2 separate regions of the Mus musculus genome follow, and region 2 is linked to region 1. Evidence: chromatin loops called from intact Hi-C (ENCODE). Cell type or tissue: heart. All regions are shown on one strand. Each heading gives the region's core, and the rest is flanking DNA. Links, peaks and the distances in the headings are about the cores only. Region 1 has its middle 16 kb from the start of Gm31630. Region 2 has its middle 32 kb from the start of Gm41020.

Region 1 (8,338 bases), core at 202-8,201:
TAAGTCTCAGCATCATCCCCAATGCCTCTTCCTTCCTCATCACTGTCCTCTAATCAGTTTCTACCGTCTCTCATCTCTCCCCCTGCCACCAACCTACTCCTGTCCTCCTCTCTTATCTAGACTTCTACAACCATCTCTTCACTGATACGTCTTTCCCTAGCAAGACCAGGAGGATCTTTCTAGACCCAGTAGGATTATATCACTCTTCAGCTAAAATCTTTGTCAAGAGCCCTCACAGCCTTTAGAAGAAATTTTAAACTTGGGTCAGGCTGACAAAGCCTTCGTGATGGGGAACTCTCCTTCCAGAACCTTCTCTTCACCTTTAGGACCCAGACTGGATATCCCTGCTTGCATTTTGTATTACTGCACACAGACTGCTCCCTCTGGATCTATGGAGCCTTCTCCCCTCTGTGAGGTCACCCTTCCCGCACAGCCTTCCCCGCCTTCCCTCTCTGCATTAGAGGCCCTTGTGGTACTTTGTTCTTCCCCGGTGCAGCACTTCACGTGCTGAACTGCAGTAGCAGCTTCACCCACAGGCATGCTCCAGAGAACATGAAACGCCTCGTCTGTCGTGATGTCTACAGCGAGTACTTCATCATGGATGCTCAAAAATATTTGATGAGTGGATGACGGAGGATGCCTTATAGACCTGTTTTTGTTTGCTTGTTTCCTGATTCTAAATTCTGAACAGGGAGAGATCAATTTGCCTGGCTGGAGTCAGTCCCATCCTTGGTCTGACATGCTGAGCAGAGTGTGAAAGTCTGGATGGAGTTTTTTAGAAGATGGGGGTATGCTCACTAGAATTCCATGAGGTCCTTCTCTAAAATGAATTTGAGAATTCTCTAAATTTTGAAAGCATGAATTATGTAACACTCACTACTTGTTACAAGTCCATTTAGCTCATCCTAAAGAGATGAAACTTCGCTCAATACTCATTTCTTACACACTCATTTCTTACATATCACTTGCTGACCCATCAGCCCACCCCGCTGTGTAATGAAGTTACTGCTGTGTGCCCAATGCCAGGTAGATGCCGGGAGGATGTGATGAAGACCTCTGCTTTTATGACGCTTACTTTAAAAGATATACAAATTGAAATTTTTGTTGTGAAGACTAAACAAATTACTATCTCGGGAACATTTTGACCATTGCACATATATAGGTTTTGTTTTTAATTGCTGGGGTACAGAGTGTTTGAGGTGGAGTTGTTTGTTTTTGTTGTTGTTTTTGTTTTGTAGCCAATGCTGGCCTCTGTCTTACTGTGTGGCTGAGGATGACCGTGGGCTCCTGGTCTTCCTGCCTCTATACCACAACAGCCTGCTCTGAAAGTAGATTTTCTTACCCACTGAAATGAAGAAGTGACTTTCCAGATCTTTGGGGAGAGCAATGCAGCATGAGGAACTGGGTTTGGATTCCCAGAACCTACATAAAACCCTAGCTGCAGCAGCCTGCACCAATATCCCCAGCCCTAGGAGGACAGAGACAGGGGGACCCCTGAAGCTTGTGAGTCTAGTCAGCTCTGGAAAAACTACACTAGCTGAGAGCTCGCCATCTACTGAGAGAAGAAAGAGAAATATCTGGGTGGTGAAGATCAGTCAGCTTAGAGACCACTCTGGGGTTGCTATGGACTCTGGAGCATCTATCTTTGACTATGATTCAGATCTCAAAAGAGATACTTGAGCTAGAAATGTCAGTCTTCAGAGTCTCACCACACAGTTAGTCTGCAAAGCTGAGGGGAAGTGTACAAAGAAGTAAAGTATGATTGGCTACAAGGAGTCTCAAAGCCAGGCAGACAGGCTGGCCACAGAACTCTGTGCAGAGTTGTTATGTACACGTCTTAGAAAAGAGGAGATAAAAAATATCTGGTATTCCATAAACAATACTGGAACCAAGAGAAGGACCTTTTGTTTCTGGTTTAATGGAGCTTAAAATCAATGGTCTGCTTTGCCTTCTTAAGCTGATATAGTGGCTTCTCCTATCAATCACTATGGCTTCCTTATCCAAAGAGTTCAAAGAAAGCCTGGAGTGATTGGAGATCAAGGTGGCTTTGTGGCTGGTCAAGCCAGAAGGTGAGGGAATCATTAGGCTAGACTAAGAGAATCAAGTGTCTCTAGGGGGTGATGAGCAGCCATTAAGGGCACCAAGCAAGGATGCAGGATGAGCACTCTGTATTTTGGAAATATGAGCAGTGTGGAGAGTGGTTTGGGAAGGTAGAGTCTCATGCAGAAACTGGGAGACTGATGGCATTTCTGCTTCAGGGATCTGGAGCAACAAATCCAGGGCCATGCAAAAGGTGTGCTATTTCTATGCAAGCAAAGACCATGGTGAGGAACCAAAGAGCCTAGGTGACTTACTGGCTAGAAACAGTAAGAGAGAGGATGATACCAAGACCCTGGTTTGCATTTTCCCTAATACATCCTCACTCTTCACAGAATTCCCTCAACATTTTCTGCAGCCATGACTCTAACTTTCTAATGTGACCACTGCGCCTCCTGAAGAGAACATACAGATTCCTCTAAAGATCACTGCAGCCCTGCTTCAGTGCTCAAGTTCCTTCTCCATTCCCCTCCTCCTGGTTTTTCTTAAACCAGCTCCCATTAGCCTTGTGCTCTGACATCAAAACTGATCATGGAGGTCACCGATGACCTCCATTTTGCCAAGCTGCATAGCCAAGCCTCAGGGGGCCTCTTCTGAGCCTCCAGTGTGGCTGGTCACTCTCTGTCCTATCTCAGTCTTCAATGGCACCAGGCCTCAGCTGTTTCTCCATGATCGCTGAGTGACTGGAACACTTCAGGGCTCACTACTTAAGCTTCTTTTCTCTGTAATTCAAATCCTTGAAAATCTCCTCCAGCCTCGTGATTTTGGATGATATCTTTGAATGCACTTGTGGCTCTTTAGTTTGTCCCTCCTGGACTCCAGGCTTACCTAGACATTGTGCTCACTGAACTTCTGTTCTTGGGTGTTGCATAGACACCGACTCAAACACACGTCAGAAAGATTCCCAGTCTCTCTTCCTCAGCTGTTATACACATGCTCCCCATTCCCCACCTTCCCTCCCACTTCTATCTCAGTTAATAAGCAACTTGATCCATCTAGTGTTCATGCCAAAAAATCTTGAAATCATCTCTCTTCTCTTTCTCTTACAATGCACATCTAAATCTCCATAGTGCTGGCAAAATATACTCACCATGCAATCTCCACTTGCTCCTGCCTTGGTTTTACAGTACTGGAATATACTCAGCATCTATGCCTACATATCCTCTTGTCTATCCTCAGTACCACAGCTTAAATAAACCTTTAAAAAAGCAATTAGATGATGTGTGTGTATGTGGGGGTGACTCAGTCAGAAAGTGCATACCTCAAAAGCATGAGGACTTGATACAGACACCAGCACCAACCAAAAAGTTGGGCACAGTAGCATAACTCTGTAATCACAGTATTAGAGTGGCAGAGACAAGATGAATCCTGTGGCCAGACAGTCTAGCTGCATTGGTAACCTCTAGGTTCACCAATCATCTAGAGCTGATGTTGACCTTCACAGAAATGTGCACACATGTGGTAGCATATGTTACCCTTCACAGGTGCCTACGCACACAGACACATGCTTACACATGCATATGGGGTGCAGGAAGCCAACGCTACATAAAGGCTTTCACGTGCTCTCCTGCCTAGTCTGCTCTCCCTCCTTGGCTCAGTGACCTTAAATCCTTTCTTTGCTTGCTCACTCTGTTCCAAAGAGCCTAGACTCTAGACTCCTCACTGTTTCTCAAATATGCCCAAGAAACTCTACTGTTCGCCCCGCCCGCTATCAAGAAGACCAAGCCCACACTTTAATCTCAATTCTGTACAAATGCCTTCTTCAGAAAACAATGACTATCTGCCATGTTTACTATCATAACTCACCCCATCTCAGCCTCCCCAGGTCTTTATTTCGACATCTTTCCCCTAGCACTGATCATTTGTATTATCCTATGCTCCTATGCAACATGCTTGGTTATTGTGTCCATTATTAATTGTCTCCCCCTGCTGGAATGTCAGTCCCACAAGGCCAGAGAGACTAGCTGTGTTCACAGTAGGATCCTGTGTAGCAAGATCCCTAGAGGCACTCAGGAAACATGTGTTAGATGAATGAATGAGTTCTTTAAGTTTTTAAGAACAATAAGCTTCTTTATATGCAAAAGCTGACTCAATATCTCCACTGGGGTGTGAAATGAACAAATACAGAGAGGTTAAAAGGCAAATATTACCAGGAACAAATGATATACTGAGCCTCAGACTTGTGATGTGATCCATGGATGTATCTCCCAAGGGTTTGCTTTCCAACTTGCTCCTTCCATGTCTCCTTCATTTTCAGCTCTGCTCTCCCCAGGATGAGGAATGGATAGAGCAATAGTGTCTGCTGAAGGTACATCCTTGCTCAAAATCCATCTTTTTCCTTCTCATCCCCACACAGTCCTCACTATGACACAATATTAGAAAAACCGGATCCTAATGTATAAAGTCCCCATAACAGAAAAAAAAATGAGAAGTATAAAAAGAGAAAGCCAGAGATTCATAAATTAGCCACCATCACCAGTGATTTTTATTTGATTCATTGGAATGTAGAGGGAGCACAGACACTCACTATACCTTTATAGTAAGAGGGAGGAGACTAGGTGAGCCAAGCCAAGCAGAAGGCTGGGATGGGAGCTATTCCTTGGGGTTAACATGAGGGCACTTGAAGATGGGAAGAGGGTCGCCACCAGGAAAAAAAAAAAAAAACAGATCACCTGTGTACAGCCATCATGAGAATGCATCTTATTTTCATTTAAGGCAGATTCCCAGGCCAGGATGCTGCCGGGAATAGCTAGGAAGTTGTTCCATCAACCCTGGAAAGAGTCCAGTAAGTGTGTGGTAAGTGACCTCTCCTACTAACCCTTTTTAAAGATCCCCGTTACTTCCAAATGACTCTCTCCCTATACTGCTAATCTTCTGCAGCATCAGGAACAGCTAGAGTGAGGCCAGCCTTTTATTTCATGAAGGAAGGAGCTCCCGTGAACAATCAGTCCTCAAGAGAAACACTATGACTTGTTCTCCATACATAGAGTGGGTTAACTGTGGTCAAGGAGTACTCAGCGAGCAAAGCACTGGACAGACATGGGAATTTAACAGCATCTAGTTCCCTCTTCCCGGCCTGTGCTCTCCTCTTGCCAATGCCCCTCCAGTAGTCTTGAGGTGACTATTTTATTTTCCACATTCGTCTCTTCTGCAGTGTATCTGTATTTCTTCTTGTTTGGCGCCAGATGTCAGATTGGCTTGCGTTATTCCAGGATGAATCATTTGGTTTCCTGTCCATGTTCCTAACCTTTCCAGCGCCTCTTGTATCATGTCTCAGTCATCCCTGCTGTTTACAATGCCTCTCAACTTAAAGCCATCTGCAAATCTCATTAGCGACATGCTGACTCCTTCTCCCCAAGATACAGGGCGTGCTGAATACAAGGCCTGACACCAATTCTCTCTTCCTCATTTGAGGAAATACTTTTTCAGACTGTTCTCAGTTATTACCTTTTTAAAATATGATAATAGTCTCATTGCACATATATTCTTATGCTCCCAGTTTGGCCAAATCTAGACATGTGATGTCCAGATTAATAAGGTTTTTTTAAAGTGAGGTAGAAGGGCTGGAGACATCCTAGGATGTACAAGGCCTGGGTTTGAACCCTAATGCTGCCAAAGGGAAGAAACTGAGTTAGTATCCACTTTAGAGAATAGTTAATTATTAATACCTTTAATAAGTCATGTTTCCTTGCATACTTAAAATATTTAGCTTGCAAAAATTAAAAAAAAATGTACTACCCCACTTCTTAAAGTTAGATTCAGCCTTGAACACAGTTGCTTTACATTGATTAGCCAGGCAGTAAGAAACCACGCCTTGATAAACTTCAAAAATATGATTCAAATATTTCATGTTAGCAGCAAGACTCTGAGGAAGCCACTGGGCCCGTTGTGATTCACTGGCTCTTGGCTTCAACTTTCCCTACTCTTTTCTGATATTATTCAACATGTTTTCAAATCTTATTCTTCTCTCAAAAACCTCAGAGCCTGATGCAATGGCGGATTCCTGTCATTCAGTGTGGAGGAAAATAAGACAGGCAGATGGTGAGTTTAAAGCCAGCCTGGGCTTCAGAGTGAGCCCTTGTCTCAGAATAAACAAAAGATCCAAAACTCCTTGAGTACCTTCTGTTCTGAGCTCCAGATGTTGGACTATAACAAAGAGCTGTCTTGATGCTCCAAGTGCTTCTCTATTCAGCAAAGACTGTGAAGAGAAAAACCACGGTGGGGCTGGAAAGATGTGCAACTAAGGGAGCCAGTCGGGAGCAAGAGTGAGATGCATATACATTCAGACCCTGATGATCTTGCCCTGAGACTGGCAGGAGTATGACTTCCCTCCTTGGTCTGGGTCTGCATGCTTGGGCCATGTAGCCTGTGTAAACCCCACCTCTGCCACCCTTGAGGAAGTCACATAGCCTGGTGGCCAGATTACAGGTTTAACTTCCTCTCTCCCTATAAGGACATGCCCAGCAAGCACCTGGAATTCCTCTTCATGCAAAAAAAAAAAAAAAGTTCCCAGAACTTCGGCATCAGGTAATAATGTACACCCAGCCCCAAGACCTCTAGCCGCTCACTCCCCAAGGTTTATATAGCCCTTGTTGTCCCCAATAAAGGTGAGCGGTTTCACTGAAAACTATCTCGGAGAAGGCCATGTCTGTCCACATTCACACAGACCGAGATTCTGTGGCACCCACACACCCAGATAAGCTTCTTTCCTTCCAAACACCCCTGAGTACTTGCCACATCTGGATCTGTAATATGCATTAGCCCATTAGTTCCTCACCGAAACCCCACTCTACAGCTGGCAGAGCAGGATTCAGAGGGTAAGTGATTGCCTCTGATGCAGACAGTGGATGGATAGACACTCAAGCTGCAGACACTGGAGATGATCAATTGCTAGAGACTATGCTTTTGTTTTGGCTGCTGATTTCAGAGGTTTCTATCCATGAAGCCTTGTTGCTTTCTGCAACAAGGCAATGTCACACAGACACATCATACTGAGAACACATACTACAGGAAGCAGAAGGGAGCAAGGAGCTGGAGTCCCACATCCCCTTTAACGGTGTGTGCCTCCCAGTGGGCAGCACCCCTTAAAAGTTTCTACTGTTTCCCAACAAAATCAACTCCAAGACAAGCCTTGAATGTATTCTCTACACAGTAACTTGCAACTGAAATTCAAAGAACAGAAACATGGAAAAAATATTCTATCTTGTTAGTTACTGAGACTATATATTAAATAATTAAAATGCTACTTTGTACCAAATTAGTAAAAAAGAAAAAAAAACACAGTATGTGAAGCTGGTAGGGCTGCAGTAATAAGATCTCCATTGCACAGGGCTGTGGGGGATGTAAAATGGTACAATCTTTCTGAGAAACAGTTTAGCGCAGGCAATACAGACCACTGCAAGAGGAGCCAACCTCACTGGCCCTCAGAAGGGATAAAACCAAACACTACCCCATCTAGACAATGAAACCTCGCACTGTCACTGAAAACCATGGGAACATTGAATGTATTAAATGACCTATAGGGACTTTCTGGTTATTCAAAATTTATTGCAGAATAGCAAATACCATGAGGTTATGATATATAGAGGAGAGAGAGGAGTCAGGGGGACATAAAGAAAAAAGGAGGAGACTGGAAAAACAGACACCAATTAGTTAACTGAAGTTATTCATAAGAACTACTCCAGGGCTTTTTCTATTGGTATTCTATGCATCGTTCTGTCTGTGTGTACACATGAGCATGCACAAGTCCATGTGTATATGCACACATCTGTAGATGTGCAGGTCCCTGAGCTTGTAGAGGCCAGAGATCAACATTGAATTTCCCTTGGTGGCTTTTCCACTTTAATGTTTTGATATGGGACTCTCAATGAACCTGGAGCTTCACTGGGCCAAGTAGACCAGATGGCCAGCAAGCCCCAGCGATGTTCCGGTCTCTATGCCCCATTACTGGGGCAACAGATATGTGCTTTGTAAGGGTGATGAGCATTCAAACTCAGGTCCTCATGTTTGTGCATCAAGCACCTTGCCAACTCAGCCATCCCCTCAGCTCCCATTATCCTATACATTTTAATAAGTTTAAAAAGTGCATAGAAACATCCACACTTCTAGCTTCGTTATAATAAAGAATATTTCAGAATAAAAATCAAGTTTTTGAAAATCACCATCCTGGCATATTAAACTAAACCTGGCTTTTAAACTCCGAATCCATTGTCTTTTTCCATCTTATTTTTCTTCAGCTCCT
Region 2 (8,338 bases), core at 98-8,097, 360 kb before region 1:
ATAGAAACACCTTCTTAACTGATTGGCAGGCAGTTCATAATTGATTGCTTTGATTAACATGGGTGTGTAGACTTTCCTGCCTACGTCTTTATAAGCATCTGGGGCAGACAATTTCCATGCATTTGATCTAATTTGTATGTGGAATATGTCCTAGATGGTATGTGTTAAAGTTTGGCATGCAGGGTGGTACCAGTAGACCATGGTAAAGCCTTTAGGCAATAGGGACTTACAGCAGGTTCTCAGCTCACTGCAGGTATATTGTGGGTCATGCTCAACCATTTCTGACCCTTTGCTCATTGGAAGGTTGGTTGTAGGACTCTGGCCTGTTTTCTTTCTCACTGCTTCCTAGCTCATGATATAAGCGGTTTGTTCATTACACAGTTCTGTCATGACCACTGCCCTTGCTAGAGCAAACAGTGGAGCTGCTCAGTCTTGGACTGCACCTTTAGAACCCTGATTCAAATTCCATTTACAGGTTAACTGTTGCAAACATTCCATCATAGCAGCAAGGACTGACTAATGTTCTATTTTCCCTTTCGGTGCTGGGATTACAGGTATTCTGTATTGTTTATTATTATAAGCCATTTCATGTTTTTCAAAATATATTCAAATATGAGATTCTGAGTTTACCCTCACAAACATTTATTTCCATATAATACATTCATTTATTTAATTTCAATAATACTCTCCTACTCAATTCCATGTTAGATATTTGAAGGAGGTCAGTTCCAGTAAACCACTAAAAACTTGCATGCCACTTAATGGAATTTAGCAGACCATGAAGAAGCTAAGGAGAAACTCCTATTAAAGACAAACTGGGAGGTGGCTATAGCTCAGTGGTGGACTGTTTGCCCTTGGTGTGCATGTGTTAGGTGAGTCCTTTGTTTGATCACTGTAAACCTTAGGAGAAGAGGAAGAGGAGGAGTAGAGTGGGGAGAGAAAATCAAACCAAACAATGAGGAATGAGAGGGCATACACAGACCACACACACCAAACTTGTGCATAAAACAACCATGATGCATTATTTTGTCGTTGGATATTCACAAACTAACAAACTGGGATAGTACCTTCTCCCCGCCCCCCACCCACAAAGGAACTAACAGAATTTCAGAGACCTGAAGTGACCTGCTTGGAGTTTCACAGAGTAGGAGTAACAAGAGTTAATACTACAACTTGAATATTCTTGAGTGTCCTTTACTGAGTGTCTTAGTCAGGGTTTCTATTGCTGCACAAACATCATGAACAAGAAGCAAGTTGGGGAGGAAAGGGTTTATTCAGCTTAAACTTCCACATTGCTGTTCATCACCAAAGGAAGTCAGGACTGGAACTCAAGCAGGTCAGGAAGCAGAAGCTGATGCAGAGGCCATGGAGGGATGTTACTTACTGGCTTGCTTCCCCTGGCTTGCTCAGCTTGCTCTCTTATAGAACCCAGACTACCAGCCCAGGGATGGCACCACCCACAATAGGCTAGTCCCTCCCCCCTTGATCACTAACTGAGAAAATGCCTTACAGCTGGATCTCATGGAGGCATTTCCTCAAGGGAGGCTCCTTTCTCTGTGATGACTCCAGCTTGTGTCAAGCTGACACACAAAACCAGCCAGTACACTGAGCATCACTATAATGTACCCTGGTAATTACAAATCTGAATCTTTAGCAAAACAGAAACACTCCCAACATACACAATATATGCACAAAAGTGTGCATTGTATCTTTATTTACAATGGTAAAGCCCGGAGACACCTAAATATCCCAGTGTAGATATATGATATAAGTTATGACACTAAGTGACTATATAAAATCACATTATACATATGTGCTTATATACAGAAACAATGACAATGGCTACAATATATTAAATTTTAATGGGGAAAGAAATTATGGGGAACTAGTTTCTAAATTAATTATTATTGTTGAGAGATACACAAGTCAAGATGTATATATGCAAGTCAGAGGACAACTGTGTGAGATCAGTATACTCCTTCCACCTTTATATTGTGACAACGCAGAACTGAACTCAGATTGTCAGGCTTGTACTGGTGGGTAGTAAGTGCCTCTAGCCCCTGAGCCATCTCACTGACCCTTAAGACCAGTTTTTGGGCTGAGTTTTGACTGAACTGACCAGACCTAACTAAAATTGTGTCACTCAAGCCAAATTCCACACAATTCAATTGAAACTTTCAATCGAGTTGGAGCTTCTCAGTTGCCACATGTTGGCATCAGGGTATCAGCACTGCAGATCAACTCTGAAGCCCGTGACATCACACATCGGCAACAGGGACCTGCACATCTATTGCCAAGGCAACCGTCACACATTCCCACCAGAATCCACTTTGCTCACCTCCCACCTTTATCTACGACAGTTACATCACTATCTAAATAAAAGGCCGACCCCTCTGACCTCTCTCTCTCTCTCTCTCTCTCTCTCTCTCTCTCCGCCCCCTTTTTCTTTGCTGCCACCTTTGCCCTTTTCTCCTACAATAAACCTCACATGGAACTGTTTGGCCTGATGTGGTCTGTCCAGACACAAGCTGTGCTAATGGTGGGTCTGCATTTCCCCACATACTTTGGTTTCATTTCTGTATCATTTACACTGTAGCTTTGGTTTTCAAGAGGCTCATAGGAAGAAATACCTTAAAAGGGAGATCTGGTCTACCACAACTTGGAAGGCAAGAGGATCGATCATCTTACCACCATGAATGTATACCACCCACCTTAAAAACATTCATAAAAACTTTGTTAAAATCTACAGTGCAGAACCCAATGGGCTGCTACCCATCTCCCTAAAGATCAGCTCACTCCAGTCTTTCTCTGGAGCACATACTGTGTTTTACTAAATGAACTTCTGCTTAAAAGGGTTGTTGTTTCTTGGCTGAACTATTTCCTTGGAGAAAACAATAACAAGGGAGAAATCTTTTGCTGGTCACATGCAGGTGTAATTTTAAAATAATTCCAGGCTTGCTCCAGCTAGATGCCCACAATGATCTCAACTGCTAGCTTTGCCAAGCTGCTCCAGTCTCTGTCTGTTCCTTGCCCTGTACACTGTCTTCCCATTCCTCTGGTTGGCTTTGCTAAACTGCCAAGCAGGTATCCTTCATATTGGAATTCTTCTAGTGGCAGAGGCCATCACTAGGCCTAACATTTCCCTGGCCTACATTCTGTGCATCCTCTGTCTTCACAGCCAAAAGACCCCTTCCTTTTTCTCTTGTCCTCTTCCTCTCTTGGACCAGAAAACCTGCCTCCTTATCTTTGCCCATCGATTAGTTTCTTGTTATCCTTATTAGCCAATCAAACAGTTATGGGGAAATACCCCTACAGTAACATACTTAATTATAAATTTACCTTTTAATACATATTTGAAAAAAATAAAAAAAGTGTACTTGAGCACAACAATCCAGTAACAATTGCAATCTGTGGGTTGGGTAGCTAAGAAAGGAAGAGTGGACCCAACTTCCATGGTTTATGTTGTGCCGTCTCACATAAATGTTTTAGCCTGATTGATTAGCTTCTTTAGAAGGTTACGCTGCTTCTACAGTGCTTAGTAAGAACCCACTGTGTGTTTGCTCAGCTTGAGGTTCAAGAGTTATAGAGGAAGTTCCCTGGAGGAAGTCAGTGTCAAGCTGGAAAGAGAAGCAGAATTTAGGGAACAAGACAAAACAACAGCTGGGGAAGTGAGCTGGCAGTGCACCAGCCAGATGCCTGTGAAAGGAGATCCACACCCTGCAGCGGGCCTTCAGCAACGTTGCATATCATCACAAACAGTACACTACAGGATCAGTTAAGCCAATTTAGCTAGAGCAGTCTGTCATCCTCTCTGTTCATCTACCAGGTGAACTCCAGACACATAGGATCCGGCTTACCTTAGGTTGACAACAACAAGAACTACTAGACAGACAAGGTTACTTGGGTGAGCCACATCAGAACCATCCGGTAACTCTCATGTTTAACCCATGTGAGGTCATTTCTGGTTTGGGCACCTGTTCTATCTAATCCAAGAGCTGTGAAGGTGGGCTAGCCCGATGCCTCTCTTCTAACTTCTGAGTTTGCTGGCCATCCTTGAGTCATAGAAGCATCATCTGGAATTTTGCTCTCAGCCTCATATAGTGCTTTCCCTGTGTGACTTCCCTCTACAGTGAGAGAACAGATATACCGAGGTCTTGCTTTATGACCTCCTTTGAACTCAGTTCCCTCTGCTCTGTGTCCAGAAAAGGCCACTTTCAGAAATGCTGGGCAACAAACTTCAGGGTATCTTTTTGAGGAAAAAAAAAAAGTTGCACATAAAACATCTGATTACATTCACATTAGGTTGATGAATTAAATTACTTGCTCATGATTATAAACTAGCAAACAAAGAAACCAGGATCCAGGGCAGTTTTGATTGGTTCTAAGGTATTGGTTCCCATTCCCTCCCTTCTTGCCTTTCCCTCCTTTTGTCTTTGTTTTACACTGTGTGTGTATGCACATGCCATAGCATGTACACAGGGCAGAAGACAAACCGAAGGAACTGGTTCTCTCTTTCTACCATGTGGGGGCCAGGGACTGAATTGAACTCAGGTCACCACATGCCTTTTAGATACTGAGTAAACTTACTGGCCTCTTTCTTTTACACACACACACACACACACACACACACACAACCAGTTTCATAGATATATGTAATATCTTTTGATCACATCCATCCCAAGTCCCCTCCCCTGAGACATAGTCAATAAGTACCCCTCCTTCTCTTCTCACTGAATCTAGTTCTTGTTGCCTGCAGAACAGAAAAAAAAAATGATATCCCATCCCCTAGAGGCCACCAAATAGTAATAGCTTCTCAGGCAGGGGTGGAGCTTCCTGGGCCCTTCTCCCATCCATGATAGAATTCTTGGCTGACTTGACCTTGTTGCTGTGGGGGCTTATGAGTGGAATGGCCAAGTCATGTTCATGGTGTTCCCTGAGTCTTGCAAGGTGTATGTGTGTGAGAGAGGGAAGGAGGGAAGGAAGGAGAGAGAGAGAGAGAGAGAGAGAGAAAGAGAGAGAGAGAGAGAGAGAGAGAGAGAGAGAGAGAGAGAGAACTTATCCTCAGCAATTTGTCCAGGGTCCTTTTCTTAAATCAATGATTTTCTGTGAAAATGTCGATAGTTCCATCTCCCAGAGGCATTTTGTCAAACTCATGGCAGAATACCAGACATTCAATAAATACTTTGTACATGAATAAATATTCCTTGTGATAAAGTAATGAGCAAAGCAAAAAGTTCTTAATGGAACAATATATAATATATGATACAACATATATAAAGGGTATAACACAGTTCTTCATAAAATTGATAATGTAATTTTCAGTGTCTTATGAAAACACAAAGAACCCAGCAGACCTAAAACAGTACTGGATGATAAATAGCCTGCTGGAGTCATCACCACCTAAACTTCAGGTTGATAGGAGTTCAAGAACACTCATTTATCTATCTATCTCTCTCTCTCTATCTATCTATCTATTGGGTTTTTGTTGTTGTTGTTGTTGTTGTTTTTTTTTTGTTTGTTTGTTTGTTTGTTTTTTGACAGGGATTCTCTGTATAGCCCTGGCTGTCCTGAAACTCACTCTGTAGACCAGGCTGGCCTCAAACTCAGAAATCCACCTGTTTCTGCTTCCCAAGTGCTGGGATTAAGGGCATGCGCCACCAGTGCCCAGCTTCAAGAACATTTTTCTCAGTCTCTGACTACCTATAGTGTACTCTTTCCCATTCAGAGCAAAGCCACGAAGGGCATATGAATATGCATTCAATGAATTTCTTTATAGCGATAAATAACTGCCACCGTGAATAGCTGAGCTTGCTGAAAGCGATCCTGTGTGAAGGCACCCAATCTGTTTAAGTTACAAGGTCCAAAAATTAAAAGCAACAAAATTATAATTAATGGTCCAAGCAGTGTAGAAATTAAAGTTGTAAGCCGTGGGAAAGTGTAGAATCGGGATTCAAACCATCCATGATTCTGTCCTTTTTCTCTTTTCCTTTTGGCTAGTCCTTTTCAAACATTAGCCATAGAATCCTTTACTATTACTGAATGCAAATCAAAACAACCCTAAGAAACAACTTCACACCAGTCAGAATGGGTAAGATAAAAAACTCAGGTAACAGCAGATGCTGGTGAGGACATGGAGAAAAAGGAACACTCCTCCATTGCTGGTGGGACTGCAAGCTGGTACAACCACTCTGGAAGTCAGTTTGGCCATTTCTCAGAAGACTGGACATGGTACTGCCCGAAGACCCAGAAATACCACTCCTGGGCATATACCCAGAAAATGTTCCAACATGTAATAAGGACACATGCTCCACTATGTTCATAGCAGCCTTATTTATAATAGCCAAAAGGTGGGAAAAACCCAGATGTACCTCAATAGAGGAATGGATACAAAAAATGTGGTACATTTACACAGTGGAGTACTAAGCAGCTATTAAAAACAATGAACTTATGAAATTCTTAGGCAAATGGATGCATCTGGAGGAGATCATCCTGAGTGAGGTAACCCAATCACAAAATAACTCACTTGATATGCACTCACTGATAAGTGAATATTAGCCCAGAAGCTCAGAATACCCAAATAACAATTCACAAACCACATGAAACTCAAGAAGAGGCAGACCAAATAGAAGGGGGAACAAAATACCCATGGAAGGAGTTACAGAGACAAAGTGTGGAGCAAAAACTGAAGGAATGAACATCCAGAGACTGCCCCACCTGGGGAACCATCCCATATGCAATCACCAAACCCAGACACTATTGTGGATGCCAACAAGTGCTTGCTGGCAGGAGCCTGATTGATATAGCTATTCCCGCAGAGGTTCTGCCAGTGCCTGGCAAATACAGAAGTGGATGCTCACAGTCATCCATTGGACTGAGCACAGGGTCCCCAATGAAAGAGCTAGAGAAAGGACCCAAAGAGTTGAAGGGTTTACAGCTCCATAGGAGGAACAACAATATGAACTAACCAGTACCCCCAGAGCTCCCAGGGACTAAACCACCAACCAAAGAGTACACATGGTGGGACTCATGGCTCCAGCTGCATATGCAGCAGAGGATGGCCCAGTCGGTCATCAATGGGAGGAGAGGCCCTTCGTCATGTGAAGGCTCTATGCCCCAGTGTAGGGGAATGCCAGGGCCAGGAAGTGGGAGTGGGTGGGTTGGTGAGCAGGGGGCGGGGAGGGGTAAGGAGTAAGGGGAGGGAGTTTTCAGAGGGAGACCAGGAAAGGGTATAACATTTGAAATGTAAATAAAGAAAATATATAATAATAATAATAATAATAATAATAATAATCCTTTACTGTTCCTGAATGGTCACTGTAAAAGCAACATTTTTAATGGAGGGCTGTACATAGTCCTCCCTGCTGGAGGAATAAAAGATCAAGCCCTCTCCTCTTTAGAAGGACTACCTCAGACAAGGAGGTTAGAGATTCTTGCAAATGGGAAATAGAGGTTTCTATTCTTTCTATATCTGTATCTATTGCCATTCTAAGGAGCTTATAATTATTTCCTTGCAAAACCAGGGCAGAAGCACAGGTAGCTGCTCCTCCCACACTCAGAGACTTTCTTTTAAAATTTTAAAATAAAAGCACGATTTAAATAAGTTTGTGGTGTACTGGGATATAATCCCCCCTTTTTTATTTTATGAAGATATTGTTTTAAACTTCCATGGGCCTGTTCCACGATATTTTGTCCTTTAGGATAATAAGAAAATATGAGTAACATTCATTTACCATAATTGATTAGGTATGAGTCCTCGAGAATTAACACCATTATGTGGTACATGAAGAAATTGAGGACACTGAGAACAAGTCTTTACAACTTAACATGTATATTTTCTAGAAATACCAAGTTGTTGTCTCAAACTATTACTATTTTTATGATGTAAGGAATGAGATTGTTTGTCTAATTGTTCCTGTAAATCCTATAATCTGCCTGCTATACAAATCTGCTGTGACATTGCCCTAAGGGGTCCACGCCATCCATTGTGAGCTCTTAAATGTCCTATAAAGTAAGGAACAGTACATGTTTCTTAATTTAAGCTGTATTTGTATAAATAACTGTAAAATTTGAGAATTAGCAGTATCTAAAACAGGAACAATTTCAAGCAATTGTAAACCATAACCCAATACTGATATAATGACTATCAGTTTACAAATTAAAAGCTTGATTTTTCAACATTTCAAAAACAGTGGCTACAGCATGTGATTCAATTATTTGTGAAGCAGGGAGGGAAATCATGAGAATAAACATGTGATCTAATCACATATGTTTCTTTCCCATTTGATGAGCTGTTTATAAATACAGTAAATGTATTCTTTATCGGCTGCATGCATAAATT

The links. Peaks named below come from ENCODE experiments on the same cell type or tissue, not always from the same donor. Only the 100,000 strongest peaks of a DNase experiment are listed, where the experiment ranks them.
Region 2: a loop joins it to region 1, with 2.0 times the contacts of the local background. A loop is called at or near these places in 4 of 42 quality-filtered maps.

What each region holds. Positions count from the first base shown.
Region 1 is chr13:92,862,588-92,870,925 of GRCm38, reverse strand. No RefSeq gene overlaps it. Among named protein-coding and RNA genes, the nearest start is that of Gm31630, 16 kb to the left of the region's middle. In heart, for the core only: a CTCF peak has its summit at 4,043 (motif pointing left); no DNase peak of the experiment used is centred there; H3K27ac peaks cover 251 bases.
Region 2 is chr13:93,226,518-93,234,855 of GRCm38, reverse strand. No RefSeq gene overlaps it. Among named protein-coding and RNA genes, the nearest start is that of Gm41020, 32 kb to the right of the region's middle. In heart, for the core only: no CTCF peak of the experiment used is centred there; a DNase peak (open chromatin) is centred at 3,665.